Regions from separate parts of the Homo sapiens genome. Here region 2 is linked to region 1. A link is a loop called in an ENCODE intact Hi-C map of the cell type or tissue named here. Cell type or tissue: pancreas. All regions are shown on one strand. Links, peaks and the distances in the headings refer to the core of each region. The heading gives the core; the rest is flanking DNA.

The links. Peaks named below come from ENCODE experiments on the same cell type or tissue, not always from the same donor. Only the 100,000 strongest peaks of a DNase experiment are listed, where the experiment ranks them.
Region 2: it touches region 1 in a loop (5-fold over the local background); 15 of 110 quality-filtered maps call a loop at or near these places.

The regions. Positions count from the first base shown.
Region 1 is chr11:3,159,139-3,162,035 of GRCh38, reverse strand. The region is part of intron 1 of OSBPL5 (oxysterol binding protein like 5); the gene reads left to right. Among named protein-coding and RNA genes, the nearest start is that of OSBPL5, 4.7 kb to the left of the region's middle. In pancreas, for the core only: no CTCF peak of the experiment used is centred there; DNase peaks (open chromatin) are centred at 1,165, 1,575 and 2,515; H3K4me3 peaks cover 1,215 bases.
Region 2 is chr11:3,220,094-3,222,990 of GRCh38, reverse strand. MRGPRG-AS1 (MRGPRG antisense RNA 1) reads right to left here. Exons shown (of 2, transcript NR_027138.1): 2 at 1-1,421. Among named protein-coding and RNA genes, the nearest start is that of MRGPRG, 2.7 kb to the right of the region's middle. RefSeq lists an enhancer at 2,120-2,897. In pancreas, for the core only: no CTCF peak of the experiment used is centred there; a DNase peak (open chromatin) is centred at 1,090.

The sequences.
Region 1 (2,897 bases), core at 266-2,765:
CTAGATGCCCCTCCACTCTGTCTCCCTTCCCTTGTTCTCCTCTCCCCCTCCCCTCCCCTCCCTCTCCCCTCCTTGCTCACAGGGGTCTGGCGTCAGCCCCGGCTTCTTACTCCAGGGCCTTTGCACTGCCTGTGCCTCTGCTTTCGGCCCCTCCTTGGATCTGCATTTGGTGGGCTCCATCTAATTCAGGTCCCAGCTCAGATGCTGCCTCTCTGAGAGAGTCTCTGTTCCTGGCCCGTTACCCATTCCAAAGCAGCTCTCAGCTCTGTGTTTTGTTTTCTCTTTATTTATACTGAAATGGTCATGTTTGTTTAATTGAATGGCTTCCTATGGAGAAAGCGATTGGGCCAAGCCAGGTTCATGGTGGGCGCCGCTGGTGCGTGGCATCTGTCCCTGGTGGGTGCCGCTGGTGCGCGGTGTCTGTCCCCATGCACGGTTGCCTGCAAGTCTGCTCCGGGCTCTCTTCCCAGGGGCTGGCACACAGTAGGTGTTCTACGGTTAAGTGAGGCACATGTGGAAAGCCGTCATACTGTCTCATCCCAGGGAGGTCAGTAGATTGAGACTGGCTGCCCCCATCTAGCAAGTCCCACCCACCATGTCCTGGTTTCACCAGCATCGGCTGGTGTGGGACGTGACCAGCTCATTTCCTCCATGCTCTAGGATGGGAAGGACAAGAGGGCGTGACTCTTCCCAGAGTCCCATCATCTCTGATTTAGGAATGGAGCCCTTAGGGTGTCTCACCTCCTCGGGATGCCTAATAGTGTGTTTGGTGAATGCAGATGGACTTAACTGGTCCATAGATCCCCTCTCACCCTGCTGACACGAAGACAAGGATGAAGGGGAAAGTTGAGGCTCAACAACTGAACAGTATTCCTTCTAAATATGTACATTCTTAGGGATTTTAAGTGGAAAACAGGGAGGAGATTTGAGGGATACCCCACCTCGGCAGGCAGCTGGTCAGGCTGCCTGTTGTGACCAGCCTGGGGTCGCCTTCCCTTCATCCAAGGCCAGGGGAGATGGCAAACCTTCAGTAAGCGCTGCCGTACCTGGCAGAGCAGAAGCACCACCCCAGCTTGGAGACAGCATGCCCCTGACTGCTGGTCACGGATGGCCCCTTGGTAAGTGCCCTGTGCTTCTGAGCAAGGCGGGAACGGGCCTCCAGACGCTGGGGGACAGCACAGAGGGAGCTCTGTCGCCCGTGCCTTTGTCCCTTCTCTCGCTGGCCCATTCTCAGCTGCTTCCTCGCGGGGAAGGGCCTTCCTCGGCCAGGGGAGGGAGAGCTCAGTATCCCGGCGTTGCGGAGGGATTGATGTGCTATTGGGGTGAATACGGCGCTCGGTGTGGGGGCGGGGTGGGGGGGGGGAGGGTTGTCATTTAAAGGGGACTTTGGGGATGGTCAGCAGAGGAAGGCGTGGTGTTGGGGCGGAGCATCCGCATCTCCGCGCCCCTTTCCTGGCAGCCAGCGGGATTTCTCCTGATCAGCTATTGCGGCGAATAAGACAGAGTCAACTAAAGGGCGCGCCGCTGTGGGTCCCATTCGCTGGGCTGCGGCTCCAGGCAACGGCATTTGTATGCCCGCCTATTAGGGTGAATGCGACGCGGGGAGTGTGGGTCGCTTAAAGGGCCGGGACTCTGGAAGCAGTGCGTCCCGCTCCTGCCCGCCTATTGCGGTGAATACGGCGCAGCAGTCGGGTTGTTTAAAGGGTCCAGGCGTCCTGCTTGCTGGACTGTGCTGCTTTGGGGCAGCTCCTGGTCCTGGGCGGGAGGGGAGCACTTTAGGGAGGCTCCCCACATTGGCCAGAGGGAGAGGAGCCCCGACGCTGGCCCGTGGGGCAGGAACGCTAGATGCCCTCCTTACAGGATGAACCTCACCCCCACCCCACCCCCTGCTGCCTTAGGAAGTCACCCAAATTTAGCAAAATTCAAGCCAGAGCCAGCAGGCACCAGGGTGGGGCATGTGACCCTGTTCTGGAGGGCTGGTGGGGCCAGGGCAGGGAGGGGGCTGGGCCTAAGAGATTGATGGTGGTGATGGTGGCAGGCACCGCCTCGGATCTGATCAGAAGGCCTAGCCGAGGAAGACGCAGCCGGAATTCTTCACCCCAGGTGCCAGGGTCAGCAGAGTTTATTTGCCTCCTAAACCTTGGTTACCCCGTCTGTAAAGTGAGGCTCATGGCTGGCCCTAGATGGTCTTTGTACACAAGCGCTGGGTGAGCATCAGCCATTGTGTGGGTGACTGGCATGACCCCCTACCCCACCCCTATGGGCTGCCAGTCAAAGGTTTCCACCCTCCAGCCACCATCTCCCTGACTCAGATAGTCCTGGGCCACCCCACCCAGCCGTGGCCCTGGCCCTCCCCAGGTGCACCCTGTCTCTGCCGGCAGACCCTCCACCTCTCTAGCCCTCTCCTCTGCTCCTGAACTTGGCATTGGTCCCAGGCTGCCCTGAGCTGTCTCAGGGGACTCCTGACCTGTGAAGGGGCAGCGAGTCCATGGGAAGCAGTTGGCCTGGGCTCTTTGAGGCTGCTGTCCTCACCTGTAGAGCAGGGACCATAGTACATGGTGTCCCTGAGTGCAGCGGATCCAGTTAGTGGCCTGGCACAGGGCCAGGGAGAACTGGAATGCCTTAGTGTCTGGCCTGCACACTCCCTACCAGCGAGCACTTTGTGGGTTAGGTACCAGGCCTCGTTACCCTGAGGCTGGGGTGCTGTGGACGGGGTGCTGGGACTTAGCATTAATGCTCAAAGACGAGCTACAGAGGTAGTGAGATCCCCCAGCCCCAGGGACACCTGAGAGTTCTACCTCTTCCCCGCGCCCGCCTCAAGAACATACCTGTCTCCTGGGCAGAAACCGACCCTCATGTTTCATTCTCTGTGGCCTCAGGGTGCGTGCACACTCTCG
Region 2 (2,897 bases), core at 125-2,624, 61 kb before region 1:
CTTGGCCTGTGGCTGTGTAACCCCTGCTGGCCTCCAACCTCACGTGGCCTCCCCCTGCTCTCCAGTGTCCCTCCTCTCCTTTCCTGTATAGGGACACTTGTCATTGCATTTAGGGCCCACACAGATACTCCAGGACGAGCTCATCTCAAAATCCTTGTATCTGCCAAGGGCCTTTTCTCCAGGAAGAGCTCGTGCACAGCTTCCAGCGACTGGGGACGTGGACACATCTTCTGAGGCCACCGTCGGCCATGACACGATGGGGCGGGCATTGGCTCTGTCCTCCTTGCAACACCGGGAGCAGTTGCTCCCCCCACGGAGGCTCCCTCCACGTATTCCACCCGCACCAGACCCCTCCCAGAGAGAACAAGACAGACCAAAGCCCAGCCTCGGCGGGGCCGACACCCGTGCCCCATAGGGGATACCCAGCCAGGTGAGAAAGTGGAAGCATGGCCTAGACGGTGGGCAAACACGAGAAGGGGCTGTGGGAGGGGTCAGGGGTGATGGAGAAACCAGGGTTGGTGGCTGCCTGGGCCTGACCGGGGCTGGCCGAGCTGCGCAGGACCTCCTCCCTAAGAACTTCACTCCAAGCTGCCTCAAACGACTGCCCTTGCCCAGCACTGTTTGAAGTGCCCAATAGAAAGCGACCCCAGAAATTAGGCCATCCCACTCCCAATGGCCCTTAGACAGGGGAAGTCCTCCACGGGCAAAGGGTTGCGGTCGCCGTCGGAGACCTGGGATAGGAGACTCTGCTACCTGGGATAGAAGCCGGGCGCCCTGCCTGGCTCGAGGATGTACGAGGGATCAAAACTCTTCACCTTGCGCACTGTGGCTGAGGCTGAGCTCCTCATCCCGCCCCTGATGGTGAGGCAGCCAGGAGGGACCCAGGCAGCCGGTCTCCCTCTGTGCGTCCCTCTGGGCCCCTGGTGACTGCAGGTGACCGGAGCTACCAACTAAGTTAATAGAGATGCTCCAAGTTTCACCCAAACAGGAGGCAGGTAAGCAAGGCTTGGAGGCGCTAGTTGAAACAGGCCTGGACGGTGACCTCGAGGAGGAGGTGGAGCCACGCCGGGAGAGGTCCCGGAGAGCAGCGAGGACCGGCATCTGGGGTGGAGGCAGCAGGCAGGGTGGCAGGAGGTGCCCCTGGGCCACACGAGCTGTGCCGTGCGTTTCAAAGCCATGTGCAACAATGCCGGGAGCTGGGTAGCCGGCATGCCCCCGCCCAGAGCTGCACAGGCTGCTGGTTTGTGTTGCAGAAGTGATTTCCGAAGCCAAGTCCATTTGAGAAACGTGAAGAGAAACAGCATCTTTACGACCGAATTTCTGGCTTGAGCTGACACACTCTGCACCCCACCCAGGAGCTGCGGAACGCAGTCCGTGGAAGGAAAAACTCTCTTATCAAGAACATCTTACTGTCCAGTGTTCTGCAGAGCAAAATGCGGAAAACAATCCGTCAACGGCTGGGAGCCCAGGCTCTGAGGCAAACAGATGGACAGTGAGGGGGTCTCCTTAGGAAGGGGTGGGGGCCGCCCCTGCAGACCACCCACAGACGCAGTGGTCGGCTGACACATTAGGAGAGCCAGTCCCAAGCCTGGGAACCCAGGCTTCGAGCTGTCCATAAACGGTCAGTCCAGTGAGAGGGGGAAACCAAGGCACAGAGAGGTTGGGTTATTCTCTCAAGGCCACACAGCCAGGCCCCTGTCCACAGTTCTAGGCCCCCTGTGCCCACAGCCAACCAAAGACTAGCAGGAGCAGCCCAACATCAGTGGAGTACCCGGAAGGTGGCCCAGCCTCACTGGGCACAGAGGGTCTCCATTCTCCTTCTCCCTCCCCTCCATGCACCAGGTGAGGTGGGAGCGGGTGGAAAGCACTGACCTGGTGCCTTCAGTTCCCCTGCCAGAGGGGCTGAGGAGGAAGGAAAGGCCTGCCCACACTGACAACTTTTTGTTTTAGCTCATTCCTGCAATTTCTGTGAACAGTGCCACACCCTGTCACTTCTAGGGAACTGGCCGGGTGCCCTCCGTCCAGCCAGCTGGGTCCCAGAGGACATGAAAGGATTTAGGGACCGGGAGGAGCCTCCAGGCAATGAGCGCTGGTCTGAGCACAGAAGGGCCTGAGAGAGCTGGGGGCAGCCTCGTCACAGGTGAGAAGGCTCCGCCTGCCCCCACTGCACCCCCCAGGTGAGGCACTGGCACCCTCCCCTGCCCTCCGCAGTGGCCCCTGCTCTCAGCCTGGCTCCCCGGTGGATGGGGCTGGCTGGGATGTTTGGATTTCCTTTGGGAAGGGAAGGCAGGGCGGGATGCGGGTGGGAATTCCGGCTAAGTTGAAATGTGTGGACACCAGAGCTCAAGGGCGTCGCTGGAGCGGGCCGAGCAGGTGAACCTGTTCTGATAACAATGAAGATGCCCCCTCCTGCCGCCGGGCCACTCCTCTCTGTAACTCTCTCTCCAGGAATAGAGCCTAACCTCACCCCAGCATGGGGGGCCTGAGCGCCGGCCTCACCCCCAGCCTCAGACTCTGAGCCAGAGCCAGAGCACAGCCAGGAGAGTCTGGTTTCCTCCTTGAGGAAATTGAGGCTCAGAGAGGGGAGGTGTGTTTCCACCCCACCACCCCACCCCCAGTCACCACACTCACCACCACAAGCCAGGGCCCGGCCGAGGTCTCCCACTGCCCCTGGTTGGGCTCGGAGGACAGGCCACCATCACCGTGTGCCCGGCCATGGCAAGGCACAGGAGCCAAGGCCCGAGCCGCACTCCCCAACCCCTGACTAGGGGCAATGACAAGCACAAAGAAGGTGCCGGGGGATGCTCAGCCATGAGGCAGGGGGCTCACGGGGGTCGGAGGAAGCTGCAGGGGGTTGCAGGCCCCTGAGAAGGAGCAAAACCTTGAAGTAGGGTGGG